2 separate regions of the Homo sapiens genome follow, and region 2 is linked to region 1. Evidence: read pairs that join two places in POLR2A ChIA-PET (ENCODE). Cell type or tissue: OCI-LY7. All regions are shown on one strand.

What was found. Peaks named below come from ENCODE experiments on the same cell type or tissue, not always from the same donor. Only the 100,000 strongest peaks of a DNase experiment are listed, where the experiment ranks them.
Region 2: POLR2A ChIA-PET joins it to region 1 with 10 read pairs; 7 of 35 experiments call an interaction of 5 or more read pairs at or near these places.

The regions. Positions count from the first base shown.
Region 1 is chr11:82,906,922-82,914,921 of GRCh38, forward strand. It overlaps DDIAS (DNA damage induced apoptosis suppressor), which reads left to right. Exons shown (of 6, transcript NM_145018.4): 2 at 6,366-6,465; 3 at 7,802-7,930. The coding sequence starts at 7,818. Among named protein-coding and RNA genes, the nearest start is that of DDIAS, 9.2 kb to the left of the region's middle. In OCI-LY7, no CTCF peak of the experiment used is centred here; no DNase peak of the experiment used is centred here; H3K4me3 peaks cover 330 bases; H3K27ac peaks cover 1,533 bases.
Region 2 is chr11:83,019,808-83,027,807 of GRCh38, forward strand. The region is part of intron 1 of RAB30 (RAB30, member RAS oncogene family); the gene reads right to left. Among named protein-coding and RNA genes, the nearest start is that of SNORA70E, 18 kb to the right of the region's middle. In OCI-LY7, no CTCF peak of the experiment used is centred here; a DNase peak (open chromatin) is centred at 3,784; H3K27ac peaks cover 1,451 bases.

The sequences.
Region 1 (8,000 bases):
TGAAGTTCAGATTGACAATTTCTGAGCTTGGCACTGAAGATATAAACAGATAGTCCTTCTACGATCTTACTTTGAGTCCAGGAAAAACAAGCCATATTGAACAGATAAATTTAATATAATGTGGCATGTGATGAATTAAAGAGTAATTTAACTTCTGGGAAAACGTCCTAGAAAAGAAGACTTCTAAGAAGGATCTTAAAGAATAATAAGCATTACCAAGAGAATGAAAGCATTTTAGAGAGAAGAATGGAAAAAAGCAAAGGCATAGAAATGTGAAACATATTGTGGGGGTGGGGAAGCAAGGAACACAACTCAGATTGTTTCTCTTGGCATAAATTACTAGCACATAAAGAGCAAAAAGAAAGTTAAGAGAATAGGCATTAGGGAGAATAAAACCAAATAGACAATACACTACAATAGACAAAACAAATGGTAGGACTACAGAGGTACAATAGTATATGGTGTAGAAAAAAAGAAAAGCCATTCCCTTTGTTAATAAAGAAAGACTTTTTAGGGGAACTTCAAATGAAATAGGAAGAAAATTCTGGTTATCGTATGGCGTCTGCCTACTCTGTTGTAAAAATTTTCTTGAATTGCAAAATTCTGCTTATAGTTCTTCATTCATGCAATAAATTTTGTTTTGAGACTAGTCTTTGTTGCCCAGGCTGGAGTGCAGTGGCGCAATACCGCGCACTGCAGCCTCAATCTCCCAGACTCAAGTGACCTTCCCACCTCAGCCTCCTGAGTAGCTGGAACTACAAGCATGCACCACCATGCCCAGCTAATATTTTTTATTATTTGTAGAGATGAGTTCTTGCTGTGTTGCCCATGCTGGTCTCAAACTGGTGGGCTCAAGCAATCCTCCCACCTTGGCCTCCCAAAGTGCTGGGATTATAGGCCTGATCCACCACACCTGGCCCCATTCAATAAATATTTATTGTGAACTTACTGTGTACTGAGCACTGTTCTAAGCACTGGGGTTACAGTAGAGAACAGGGTGGACTAGGTCCCCGTCTTTATGAAACTTAGGCTAGTGATGGGTAGATGAACAAAAATAAGTAAGCAAAGACATACATAGGATGACTATCCAGCAGGGTTAGTACCATGAAGGATAAAACAGGTGATGCCATAGAAACTAAGAGGAAGGAGGATTCTACTTGAGCTAAAGTGGGGCTCTCTGAAGGGATAACATTAGAGTTACAGATTGAAGGACAATAAAGAACCGACTATTCCAAGACCTAAGGGAAGAATATCGTAGCCAAAGAGAATAGTAAGCACAAAAGCCTGAGAAGGGAAATCGTTTGGTGTGCTTGAGGAGCAGAAAGAAGGCCAGCATGGCTTGAAATACAGTGATTGAGGAGGAGAGTGGTACAAAGTGAGGTCAGGGATTGGCAAGATCTACATGACCCAGGGCTGCACAGACCATTGTGAGATATTGAGGCTTCATTCTAAATAGCAGGATTTTAAGCAGGTAAGAGACAGCATGTTCAGGAGTGAGCTTTATGCTCTTTTAGCTCCCCTAACTCACAGGTAGATGTACCTCCATACTAAACCCTACACTAAATTGGATTTTAGAATGTGGAGGACAATGCCTTTGTTGACATAACATCATTTGTTATGTTAACTAAAAGTTATAGGAGGCCTTTGTTTTGGACTAAGCTCCTGCACTAGGCCCCAGTGGACCAGACTAAAAATCAAAATAGAGTCATTTATACTTAAAGTTCCACCTCACCAAATCAAAACTACATTGTTATCTGACCTTCCTAGAACTCAGAAGAGAGAAATAACCAAATTTCCCACATGTGCCAGTTTCAATTGTCATAACAACGAACTTCGCTCTGCCTTTGATGCTTACAACAAAAAGTAGCCTTATGTTAACCAGTTATTCCTGTATTTTTCTGTTCCTCTGTTCCCACTTTAGGAGGAAAGTAACTTTGAAATGACCAAGCTGCTTTTTGTTCTTTGTTTCTACTTTCTTTAGCCCTTCTCTTTCTGTAAAACTGAACTTCTCTGCTCAGCCCCTTGGGTCACTTACTCTATTTTATGGAATAAAGTATTTCCCGATTCTAGAATTGTTACAGGAAAGTAGTCCCAATTCAGACCCCCAGAGAGGCTTCTTTGATCTCGCACAAGAAAGAATTCAGGGCAAGTCCATAAAGTGAGAGCAAGTTTATTAGGGAAGTAAAGGAATAAAAGACATAGAACAGCCCCGAGGGCTGCTGGCTGCCCATTTTTATGGTTATTTCTTGATGATGTGCTAAACAAGGGGTGGATTATTTGTGCCTCCCCCTTTTAGACCATATAGGGTAACTTCCTGACGTTGCCATGGCATTTGTAAACTGTCATGGCGCTGGTGGCAGTGTAGCAGTGAGGACAACCAGAGGTCACTCTCATCACCATCTTAGTTTTGGTGGGTTTTAGCAGGCTTCTTTACTGCAACCTGTTTTATCAGCGAGGCCTTTATAACCTGTATTTTGTGCCGACCTCATATCTTATCCTATGACTTAGAATGCCTTAACCGTCTGGGAATTCAGCCCAGTATGTCTCAGCTTCATTTTACCCAGCCTCTAGACAAGATGGAGTTGCTTTTTTATTCAAACACATCTGACAGAATCATAAATAAAGCCAATTAAGATCTTTCACAAAATTGTTGTAATTTTGTCTTTTGACAGTTGCAATGGCAAGGAATTTGAGGTTTTAGCACTTACAATGGCAATTTTCTTTGACCCTTCTTTCTGCCTTTCCTTTGTATCCTGTATTACCTACCCTACCATGTCCTTTGAGATTGCCATGTAGCCTAAGGTGACAACCAAATCTAGGAATACATAATCGGCTTTGGCAGAACCTTACTAATGTATATATAAGAGTCCCAACAAGGATAGCAAAAAATTAGGATTAGCGTTCTCTTTTCTGTGCTCCCTTCAGTAATACAGATTAGTGATTTATTTAAATTATTTATCTTTCATCTGTAAATTTCCATCTTATTACCTTGAGTGGCAAGATTTTATTTTTATAGAAATGTTATTTTGATTGACTATCAGAATTAGTATCACTTTAACATCTCCCTTCCATAGTCACCACATTTCTATGTTTGTCATCATCTTTAGAGTACTATACCGAAAAGATTTTATTATTTTAAAACCAGTGACCTCCACTTTGTCAGTTTGCTGATGCCAGTGTCAAAAACAGCATCACCCATTTCAGAATTGAAAGTTTTTGCCATGTGTTTAAAAATGAAAGTTTCTTAATACAGCTTTATCTCAAACAGTTACAAAGACCTTTGTTGTAAGGCATGTATTTTATGTTATATGTTTTATGTTATGCTAATCCATTTAAAAAATTAGTAAACAAACCAACCTTTTTTTTTTTTTTTTTTTGAGACAGAGTTTCACTCTGTGGCCCAGGCTGGAGTGCAGTGGCATGATCTCGGCTCACTGCAACCTCCGCCTCCCAGGTTCAAGCAATTCTGCCTCAGTATCCTGAGTAGCTGGGATTACAGGTGCACACCAGGCTAATTTTGTATATTTTTGATAGAGATGGGGTTTCACCATTTTGGTGAGACTGATCTCAAACTCTTGACCTCAGATGATGTGCCTACCTCGGCCTCCCAAAGTGCTGGGATTATAGGCGTGAGCTACCACACCCTGCCACAGATCAAGCTTTTAATTTTTTCTCTCTCTCTCTCTTTTTTTTTTTTTTTTTTTTTTTTTTTGAGAACAAGTCTCACTCTTTCACCCAGGCTGGAGTGCAGTGCCATGAATACAGCTCACTTCAGTCTTTACCTCCTGGGCTCAGGTGATCCTCCCACCTCAGCCTCCCAAGTAGCTGGGACCACAAGCTCATACTACCACGCCTGACTAATTTTTTTTGTTTTTTGGAGAGATGAGGTCTCACCGTGTTGCCCAGGCTGAATTTTTAAAAAGAAAGTATAAAGAGGAGAACATTGCTACAGGCATACCTTGGAGATATTGTGGGTTGTGTTTCTGACCACTGCAATAAAGCAAATATTGCAGTAAAGCAAGTCACACAAATTTTTTGGTTTCCCAGTGCATATATTAATAAAATGTTTACACTATACTGTAGTCTAAGTATGCAATAGCATTATGTCTAAAAAATACATCTTAATTAAAAAACACTTTATTATTAAAAAATGTTAATGATCATCTGAGCCTTCAATGAGTCATAATTTTTTGTGGTGGAGGGTCTTGCCTCAGTGTTGATGGTTGCTGACTGCTTGGGGTGGTGGTTGCTGAAGGTTGGGGTTGCAGTGGCAATTTCTTAAAATAAGACAACATTGAAGTTTGCTGCATTGATTATTCCTTTCACAAAAGATTTTTCTGTACCATGTAATGCTGTTTGATAGCGTTTTACTCACAGTAGAACTTCTTTCAGAATTGGAGTCAATCTTCTCAAACCCTGCCACTGCTTATCAACTAAGCTTATGGAATATTCTAAATTCTTTGTTGTAATTTCAACAATGTTCACAGCATCCTCACCAGGAGTAGATTCCGTATCAAGAAACTACTCTCTTTGTTTATCCATAAAAAGCAACTCGTCATAAGTTCATGCCTTATCATGAGATTGCAGCAATTGAGTCACATCTTCAGGCTCCACTTTTTAATTCTAGATCTCTTGCTATTCCACCACATCTGCAGTCACTTCCTCCACTGAAGGCTTGAACCCCTCAAAGTCATCCATGAGGACTGGAATCAGCTTCTTCCAAACTCCAATTAGTGTGGATATTTTGACTTCCTCCCATAAATCATGAATGTTCTTATTAGCTTCTAGCATGGTGAAACCTTTTCAGAAGATTTTCAACTTACTTTGCCCAGATCCATCAGAATAAGCATTATCTATGGCAGCTATGGCCTTAGGAAATGTGTTTCTGAAATAATAAGACTTGAAAGTCAAAGTGACTCATTGATCCATGAGTAGAGAATGGATGTGTTAACAGGTATGAAAACAATATCAATCTCCTTGTGCATCTCATCAGAGCTCTTGGGTGACCAGGTGCGTTGTCAATGAGCATTAATATGTTGAAAGGAATCTTTTTTTCTGAGCAGTAGGTCTCAACAGTGGGCTTAAAATATTCAGTAAATCATGCCATAAACAGATGTGCTGTCATCCAGGCTTTCTTCTTCCATTTCTAGAGCACAAGCAGAGTAGATTCAGCATAATCCTTAAGGGCCACAGGATTTTTGGAATGGCAAATGAGCACTGGTGTCAGTATCAAGACACCAGCTGCATTCACCCCTAACAAGAGAGTTAGCCTGTTCTTTGAAGCCTTGAAGCCAGGCACTGACTTCTCTAGCTATGAAAGTCCTAGATGTCATTTTCCTCCCATATAAGTCTGTTGTGTCTACATTTAAAATCTGTTGTTTAGTGTAGCCACCATCATCAACTAGTTAAGATCTACTTATCTTAACTAGATCTTTTGGATAACTTTCTGCAGCTTCTACATCAGCGCTTGCTGCTTTACCTTGCAGCAAGTTATGTTTTATGTTTTGGAGGTGGCTTCTTTTCCTAAACTTCAAGAACCAGCCTCTGCTAGCTTCAAGCATTTTTTTCTGCAGCTTCCTCAACTCTCTCAGCCTTCATAGAATTGAAGAGCATTAGGGTATTACTCTGGATTAGGCTTCGATTTAAGGGAATGTTGTGGCTCGTTTGATCTTCTATCCAGACCACTAAAATTTTCTCCATATCAACAAAAAGGCTGTTTTACATTCTTACTTATGTGTTCACTGGAGTAGCACTTTTAATTTCCTTCAATAACATTTCCTTTACATTCACAACTTGGCTATTTAGCACAAGAAACCTAACTTTTGGTCTGTCTCGGCTATCAACATGCTTTCCTCACTAACCTTAATTTTTGTTTCTGTCTTTTATTTTAAAGTGAGAGATATGTGACTCTTCCTTTCACCTGAACACCTAGAGGTCATTGTAGGGTTAATAACTGGCCTAATTTCAATATTGTTGTGTCTCAGAATAGGGAGACCCAACAAGAGGGAGAGAGATGGTGGGGCAGTCAGACACACATTTATAGATTAAATTCATCTTATATAGGTACAGTTTGTGGCACCCCAAAACAATTACAATAGTAACATCAAACATCACTGATCACAAGTCACCATCAGATATAATAAAAATGAAAACTTTTGAAATATTGTGAGAATTACCAAAATGTGAGATGGAAGGTGAGCACATGCCACTGAAAAAGTGGACTTGCTTGAGACAGGGTTGCTATAAACCTTCAATTTGTAAAAAAAATGTAATATCTGTGAAGCATAATAAAGTGAAGCATAATAAAATGAGGTGTGTCTGTATTTTATTATTTGACTTCTCTGATTTTGTTTATTTGGAGATAGGGTCTTGCTCTGTCACCCAGGCTGGAGTGCCATGGCATCATCATAGCTCACTATGGCCTTGATCCTCCTGCCTTAGCCTCCCAAGCAGCTGGTATTACAGGTACGTGCCACCACACTCAGCTAATTCTCTTATATTTTTGTAGAGACAGTGTCTCCCTGTGTTTCCCAGGCTGGTCTTGAACTCCTGGGCTCAAGCAATCCCCCCACCTCAGTCTCTGAAAGTGCTGAGATTACAGACATAAGCCACCACACTTGGCCTTCCTGATGTGTTTTATACAAGGATATTAAAACACTTTGAGCTATCATTTGACATGTAACATTTTGCTTTTTCTGTTTACAAAATCTGAAGTCTTTTTTTTCTCTTCAAGATGTATCAAATGAGCACACTGAAATCTAATAAAGTGATATTTCAGCTAAAAAAGAACAATTTCCACCAATTTAGGTTCTTTAAAAGATTCATGTAAGTTCATGTACACATTGAATATACCTTATCTGAAATGTTTGGGTCCAGAAGTCTTGTGAATTTTGGATTTTTGAATATTTGCACATAATTAATGAGATGCAGGAATGGGACCCAAGTCTAAACATAAAATTTGTTTATGTTTTATATACATCTTATACACATAGTCTGAAGGTAATTTTATACAATACTTTTTTTTTTCTTTTTTAGATGGAGTTTTGCTCTTGTTGCCCAGGCTGAAGTGCCATGGTGCAATCTCGGCTCACTGCAACCTCCGCATCCTAGGTTCAAGCAATTCTCCTGCCGCAGCCTCCTGAGTAGCTGGGATTACAGGCACCCCCCACCATGCTCAGCTACTTTTTGTATTTAGTGGAGATGGGGTTTCACCATGTTGGCCAGGCTGGTCTCAAACTCCCTACCTCAGGTGATCCGCCTGCCTCGGCCTCCCAAAGTGCTGGGATTACAGGCATGAGCCACCACGCCCGGCCACAATACTTTTAATAATTTAGTGCATGAAACAAAGTTTGTGTTAAGTACTTATGTGTGGAATTTTGATTTGTGCCATCATGGTGGCACTCAAAACATTTCAGATTTTGGGTTTTGGACTTTCAGATTCAAGATGCTCAACCGGTAGTTTCCTTTGTATTGATGGCAGACACAAGTTGTGTATCTTCTTGTAAAGGTGTGAAGAAGCTAAATGACATCTTTCCTGAATTACTGGGATAGAGCATTTATTAAGAAACAGGATACAAGAATTTTCTTAAACTACTCTGTTTTAAATGTGATTTTCTTCCTATTAATATTTTAAGGAGAAAAAGAATTAATTTTCCAATACATTGATACCACCTTCACTTTGAAAGTGAAACAAATGACATCTATTAGCTTTGCAGTAGAGGTTAAGTGGTTTTCCTAAGAAAAGAATATGCACTGCAATGAAAGATTTGCCAGTCATCCCAATGGCTATTTTGTTTTGCAGACCACGGTGTGAACACATGAACAGAAGACGAAAATTTCTTCTAGCCTCAGTACTTGCTCTCCAGAATTCAAGTTTTATATATCCATCATGTCAGAAGTGCTTCTCTAGGATAATCCTGGTCTCCAAAAGGTAAAAGTAAAGTCTGTAAGTGTGAGAGAGGAAATACAAATGCACACTGTAGATTTCCTATGGCTCAAGG
Region 2 (8,000 bases), 110 kb after region 1:
AATGATTCAGATAGATTTGGGTTAAAATTATGGCTCTGTTCCATCTCTTACAGGCCGAATGACTTTGGGCAAGTCATTCCCTGAGACTCAGTTCCCCTAACTAGAAAATGTGAATAATACTGCCTACTGATGACAGTGGTGAGCTGTCTGGAGCAGCCACTGCCATCATGCTGGCTACAGCTGGAAGGCGTGGCCAGGACTGCATGTTCCATGGAGCTGGCGAGAGCCAGGGACAAGCAGGAGCTCCACCCCTTCTGAACTGGGGAGGGAGCTACCCAGGTGCCACTGCAGCTACACAAACCATGGCTGCAGACCCAGGCCTCCCACTCCACGGAGCAGGTAGAAGCCCCACCCTCTCGGGCACAGCTACAGCCACTCAAACCACGGCTGCAGACCCAGGTATCCCTGTACTCTTGGGGGTCCAGGAAGGCCCCCGCTTGCCTGTGCAGGCTCAGAGGTGCCTGCTCCCACTGCCTGGCCTCTCCCCCACTCCTTATGCCTGCTCTAATCTCAGAGCAGGGTTGGGGCCAAGCTCGGGCACTGTCACAGCCTGGCTGGGTGTGCTCATGCTAGGACTCTGTTGCCTCAGCCCCCTCCGGACTTTAGGCACCAACAAACATGGGAAAAAGCCAAGGTGGGGGCTGAGGGCGGCTCTGCGCTGGCCTGCACTTGCCCATTGGCACGAGCAGCCTGTTATGCCTGTTGCCACAACTGAGGCAGGAGGCAGACAAGCTCCTGGACAGAAGGGGGCGAGTCCCTGTTGAGACCCCACCTTCAGGCCAGGGGAGCCTGAAGCCTGGGAGCTGGGCTGTGAGTCCCACAAACCAGGGTGGCGATTTGTGGTGCCTTTTTCAGCCTGCCCATGGCCACCCATGGACCAATTGCATGCACTTCTTCCCCTCTAAGACCCATAAAAGCCCTGGGCTCAGTCAGACCACGGAACAGAGGGAGGATGGGACAACCAGTTGTAGAGAGGAGCTACCTTCTCTGCTGAGAGCTGCAGACAATGGGACAACCTGCTTGTAGAGTGGAGCCACTCACTTTATGGCCTCCTCTCTGCTGAGAGCTGCAGACAATGGGATGACCTGCCCGCAGAGAGGAGCCACTTCCTCTCTGCCAAGAGCTGCAGATGACAGGATGACCAGCTGCAGAGAGGAGTTACCTTCTCTGCTGATAGCAGGAGCTACCCTCTCTGCTGAGAACTGAACACTTGTTGGGACAACCTGCCTGCGGAGAGGAGCTATCCTCTCCGCTAGGAGTTAAACACTCATCAGGACATCCTGGCCATGGAGAGGAGCTGCTCACTGCGGGTCTTCTCTGAGCTGTTGTATTGCTCAATAAAGCTCCTCTCTGTCTTGCTTACCCTTCCGCCTGTCTGTGTACCTCATTCTTCCTGGTCATAGGACAAGAACTTGAGACTCACTGAATGGTGAGGCTAAAAGAGTTGCTGTAACACAAACAGGATTGAAACATGTCCCTTGCTCACCAGGTTATGAGTGAAGAGGAGAGACGAGCTGTGGCCCTCCAGGAAGCCCAGACCTGGGAGCTCCCTGATCCAGGGCTGTGACTCCCTCTTCTGGGCCCTGTGGTTCCTGGTGCCTCCAAGCTTCCAGGCACCACCTCATTCCCCAGTGCCAGCTGGGAAAGCTGCTTGCGGCGCACCTGGTCCAGCTGCAGCCTCACAGAGAGCTAGCGCCCATGCAAGCACCTTGAGCTGCCCGCCCGGCAGCAGCAGCTGGGATGTCTGGCTGTGCAGAGGCCAGACTCCATGCTCACTCACACACCTCTCTCTGCTCCACGCCTGACTCCAGTCTCCCTTGGAGGCATGGGATCCAGCCCGGTAGCATGAGCTGAGCACAGCCTGCCAGGCCGAGTGGGCGGAACAAGCCCAGAAGGCCTGAGCAAAACTAGGGCAAAGGCGCCACCGGCCACAGGTTTCCAGCCAGAAAAGCAACGCCCCAAAGATCCCATGTCACTACCTCAAGGGCTGTTGTGAGATTTAAATGAGATATTTTTGTAAAGCATCTGTCACAGTACCTGGCCTATAGGAAGTGCTCTATAAATATTAATTCCCTTCCTCCTAATGACTTTGTGAATGTCAGTTTTATCTCTCCAACAAGATGTTCTTGAAGACAGATCATATATTTTATGTATTTCATTAGATCATCCACATTCCTAGAACATAGCTCAATGCATCATAGGCACTTAATTAAGTACTTCTTGGTTTGATCACAAGTGAAAATCACGGCTGTACGTATGCCTGACAATAGACCAGTGTTTCCTAAATGCTGGTACCAGTTGAACTGCATTAAACTCATCCAAAGAGCTTCTTCTTATTAGGGGTGGGGGTGAAGGGGTGGGAGAGATAGGGAACAGGGCCTTGCTCTGTTGCTCAGGCTGGAATCCAGTAGCACGATCACATGGCCAGTGAAGCCTGGACCTGCCAGGCTCAGGTGATTGTCCCACCTCAGCCTCCCTTGTAGCTGGGACTACAAGCACATGCCACCACACTCAGCTAATTTTTAAATTTTTCTGGAGACATGGTCTCACTATATTGCCCAGGCTGGTCTTGAACTCCTGGCCTCAAGTGATCCTCCTGCCTCAGCTTCCCAAAGTGTTGGTATTACAGGTGTGAGCCACCGCACTTGGTCCAAAGAGCTTCTTAAAAATAAAACTGCTAGATCCCTTCCCTAGATATTCTGATTAAGAAAGTCTGTTCCATTAACTTCCAATAATGGAGAAAGGTCTTCCAATTTTTACTTTAGTATTTTTATTAGATATTTTTGCATTGCTTGAATTTTTAAATAAGTATCCTTTATTTTATAATTTTAAAATAAAGACAACTTTTAAATAAAAAAAAGAATAACTGACCAGAATCAGAAGTGAAATCTAGAATACTACAAAATGTTTCTTTCATTAGTAATGGGCAATTTAAAAAATAATAATAATGAAGTAAAAATACCCCCTGGTCACAACTGGGGAAATATGAACATGGCCTGATATCAGATGATCATTTTGTTTTTTGTTTTAGATACAATTTTATGTTGTATCAAATGTCTTTATTCTTAGAATACACATGCTGAAATGAGAGTTTCAGGTGAAGTGTTATAACATTTGCAACTTTCAAATGGTCCAGCATATATGTATATATGCATATGTATGTATGTGTATATATATATATGTATATATACACATACACACAAACATGAGAAATAAGACAAAATGTTAACAATTGTTTAATTTAGTTGGTGGGTATTTGGGTGTTCAATTTGTTACTCTTTCAAATTCTCAGTATGATTAAAATTTTTCTAATAGTTGGGGGAAAATATTCTCAGTTGATTCTGGTGATAATCTAGCTTGGGAACCACTGCTTTACCCAATAGATTTGTTCCTGAAGTTAGAAAAATAAGAATTCTGAGATACACAACATATAAATGCTCTGAAAGCAATAGTATTTAAAGAAATCTCATGTCACAATCTCCCCATAAAACACTGTCTCCTAATTAATTGTTCATAAACCTACATTTCACATAGGATTTGCTTAAGGTCAGCGCTCAGATAAGGGCAGACTTGAAATGTTGGTTAAGGGAAGAAGAGGCATGCACAAGCACAAAGCCTGAGGGTTGTACTTGACTCTTGTCTGCTCCTGTCTTGCTGATTTACCTGCTGAATATTTATCAAACCAGTCTCCTCCTCTCTTCTACTCGTGCTACTGCCGTGGGTCAGACTTCATCCTATCTCCCCTGCACCAGTGCTGAGAGCCCCAGCTGATGGCCCTGCCTCAGGTCCTACCCAGCTCAGATTCACTTCCACCTTGGCTAATACATATCCAAAACACGTGCTGGCTCATTGCTCTTCTACTGAAAACCCTACAATGGCTTCCCATTTCAAAATCAAGTCCAGAACTCTTCAATCTGTTTATAATATCCTCTCAATTTTGCCAGCCTCAATTCTCACCAAACTCACATTTTATAGCCCAGTAACAGTGAATTCCCCGTGATACGTCTCACCTCCATGCTTCAGCCCATGCATTCTTATTCCACCTTGCTCAGGCATCACTCTCCTTCTGAAAGCTTTCTTGGATTCACCACCTGCCATGCCTTCCCTCCCATCTCCCATACAGAGGTCAGAGTCTCCTATTTGGTTCTCCCACAATACCTCGACAGAGTTTAATCCGTGCAGTTACCCCACTGCTCACAATTATTTACTTATAAGACTATCTACTCCATATCCCGGGGCCTCTTGGGGAAGGACTGGATTTTATTCATCTTTGCAGCCCCAGTACTTACTTCTGCTTTGCCTTTCTGATGCCCCATTTTCTCATCTAGAGAATCAGAAGAATATCACCAACTTGAAAGGTTAGCGTTAAGTTTAAGTATTCAAAGCTTACCACAGGCATACAATAGGCCTTCAGCACATTTGATTTATAAGGTCAGCATCTCTTGTTTTTCGCTTTCCAATTCTGCCCTTCAGGACCAACTTCTTACACTGGCCCTGTGTCCAGCAAGGACACAGCGAGCAAGCTCCCCACCCATCTACATGCCAAAATAGTGAGGGTCTCAAACTCCAGATCTGCCTCAGGCTTCCCCACCCTGCCAGTGCCCTCTGGACTCTAGGATGACTCAACTAAGGAACCAATGCAGTACTGCAAACATTTCTTGAGCAGTTTTATGGAAGGCAATGTCCCTGATGCAGTGGAAAGTGATATAACATGTACAAAAAATGTATGACCTCTTATAGGGTAGGGGAAGGGTGAGGAGACAATTAGACAAGTGAAGGCAGTACAATTCAAAGAAGGAAAACATTGTATATCTCTGGGGGTAGACAGAAAAGCCTTAGAGGAAGTGGCATTTGAACAAGACCACAAAGGATGGATTTAAGCTAAGAGGCTGTTTCCAGAATTGTGTGTGTTCCACAAAACACAACACTGAAATGCTACTGTTACTCAGATGAAAAGTAAATTTAGAAAATGCTGCCTACGATGTACCCCTCTAGGAGATCTGCAATGCACAGTAACAAGCGTGAAGTAAAGAACCCTACTTAACTGTGTTGAACTCAGCATCCCAAGTTTGTTTGACTACTAGTTAATTCCCTATTTCTTTCCTCCTGGAGGAGAGAGTTATAGCATCTTTCAAGATCTGAGGTGTCTTGAAGTAGGAAACCCTATTTAACTCCGTTTAACCGAGCATCCCAAGTTTGTTTGAACGCTAGTAAGTTCCCTATTTCTTTTCCCCTGGAGGAAGATGTATAGCAACTTGGAGAACACACTTTAAGAAACAACAGGTTAAATGTTACCCTTTCAAAGCTATCCATTTGCATTTTACCAGGACTTCACATTGATAATACCTTCATATCTGATTTTTTAACAACAAAATCAGCAATTTTTTAAAATTCTCCTGACATTTTATCAGAAGAGAAAAAGCAATGGAAGATGCTGCAGAACTAAGAAGTTTCTCATTGTGAAGCACAGTGTAGACCATAAGCCTTTTAATCAAACGAAGGAAACAACACATCTCTGACTGAGTCCATTCATTCTTTGTTAGGATGTTTACACTGTTATAGCTGCCCTCACTCCCTCTGCAACCTGCTGACTGTGTAAAAAACACCAGACTTGAAAGCAAAGGGAACAACATTGCATAACAACAAGCCCTCAGGGCATGTTTTGCTCCTTTATATTTACCAAACAGTTGTGCTTGTAAAAGACAAGAAGGAAAGGGGCACTGCAGCTCATCCCCACTCCTGAAATTACAATGCTGAATTATCCAGTCTGAGAGTTAACATGTTTACTGGGAGTGAGGCACTGTGCTCATGATACAAAGAAAAATAACGTATAGCTGTTACTTCACAAGCCAGGACAGATAGGTAAATAAACTGTAATGCAGCAAAGTGCAAGCAAACACTTCTATAATAAGAGGGGAGTACACAGAAGCTGGGACTCCTTACCTTTGCCTGGGCTTAAGGTCAAAAGAGAAGCATGTTAAAATAAGGAAAAACTCCTCTTTGTTCTTAAAAAATTGAAAAGGAGTTTTCCAGGCAAATAAAATATATACATAGGTATAGATAAACAGATATAGATAGATGATATAGATATAGATACAAGGCCAGGCATGGTGACTCACATCTATAATCCCAGCACTTTGGGAAGCCAAGGTGGGAGGATTGCTTGAGCCCAGGAGTTTGAGACCAGCCTAGGAAACATAGTGAGACCCCCATCTCTTCAAGAAAATTAAAAAATTAGCCAGATGTGGTGGTGTGTACCTATAGCCCTAGCTACAAGGGAGACTGAGATGGGAGGATCACTTGAGCCTGGGAGGTTGAGGCCACAGTGACCTCTGATCATGCCACTGCACTCCCACCTAGGCTACACAGCAAGACCCTGTCTCAAAAAAAAGACATAGATATAGATACACATACACACATACATAAAAAAAAATAAGGCCATAGGGCTGAGTAGAATAGGATACGTGATATGATTTGGATATCTGTCCCCTTCAAATCTCATGTTGAAATGTAATTCTCAGTGTTGGAGGTGTGGCCTAGTGTGAGGTGTTTGGATCATGGGATAGATCCATCATGAATGGTTAGCACCATCCCCTTGGTGATGAGTGAATTCTGGCTCCGGTAGTTCATGTGAGATCTGGTTAAGAGTACGGCACCTCTGTCCTCACTCTCTCTTGTTTCCACTCTCACATGTAACATTCTGGCTCCCGGTCACCTTCTGTCATGACTGTAAGCTTTCTGAGGTCTCACCAGAAGCAGAGGCCAGCACCATGCTTCCTGTAAAGCCTGTAAAACTGTGAGCCAGTTAGATTTCCTTTCTTTATAATTTTCCCAGCTTCAAGTATTTCTTTGTAGTAATGCAAAAATGGACTAACAATAGGATAGGGCAAGATTGAAAAGAAAAAAAAGAGCAGCCAATCTGGAGAAGGTGTCACACTGAACTACTGCATCTAATTTCACTTATTCCAAAAACCCCACAAAAATTCAGTAAAGTGCTTTATTTTTATTAAAAAAAACCTTATAAGTACAGAGAAGATAAGACAATGGTGTCAAATTTTGGAAGCTTGGGAAGCAGATGAACAAGTAGTAATTGACTTAGCATACTCAGAAAATGTGGAATTCAGCTGATTTAAACCACAGAATCCTTAAAAAACACAGGAACTGACAGTACCTTGTACTCCTAGAGCAGGCGTATAGGATGCTAGAATAAAGAACACAAGAGAGAAGGCTACTCAAGGAGTTAGATACCTAGATTCCCCCTCCTCATTAACAAAACTCCAAAGGCCTGTCTCTGGGGAGCACAAAACAGAAATATCCAGCATTTGCTTGAAATAATCTGAGGAAGGGGATTGCGGGATACAAAGCAAACTAAAATATCCATCAAGTGAAAACTAGTGAACCTGAATGATGGGTACATGGGAATTCACTGTATTGCCCTCCCTACTTTTGTAAATCTTTAGCATTCCCCATAAAAAAAAAGTAAGAGTGTCTTTGGCCTGGCAGTATCCAGCGTGGATGAGGGGGAAACATATCACAGATAAGGCACTATGTCTACAGAAGGTAGAGTGCAAAGGTTCCCATGTTTCTTCTCCCGAGTACCAAAACATAGTCAGATAGAACCCCACCATCCGAAGAAGAGTGAAAGACTCTTTGCTGGTGAATGTACCCAAGGGAAAACCTGAAGATGGTAACATCAGGGGAGCCCAACAAACAGCCCATCCAGATCACCGTACCGTGAGGCTCAGAGCTAATTATCTCCATTCTGTATTCAGAGTTTCCTGACAGTACTTTTTAAAAAAAGCTTTATGTCACATACCATATAATTCACCCTTTTAAAATATGCAATTTTCTCTAGGAACTAAATGAAAAAAAATAAAATGTACATTTCAATGGTTTTTAGCATATTTACAGAGTTGTACAACCATCACCACAATCAATTTTAGAACATTTTCCATTCCCCCAATGAAAATCCTACACACATTAGTAGTCACTCTGCATTC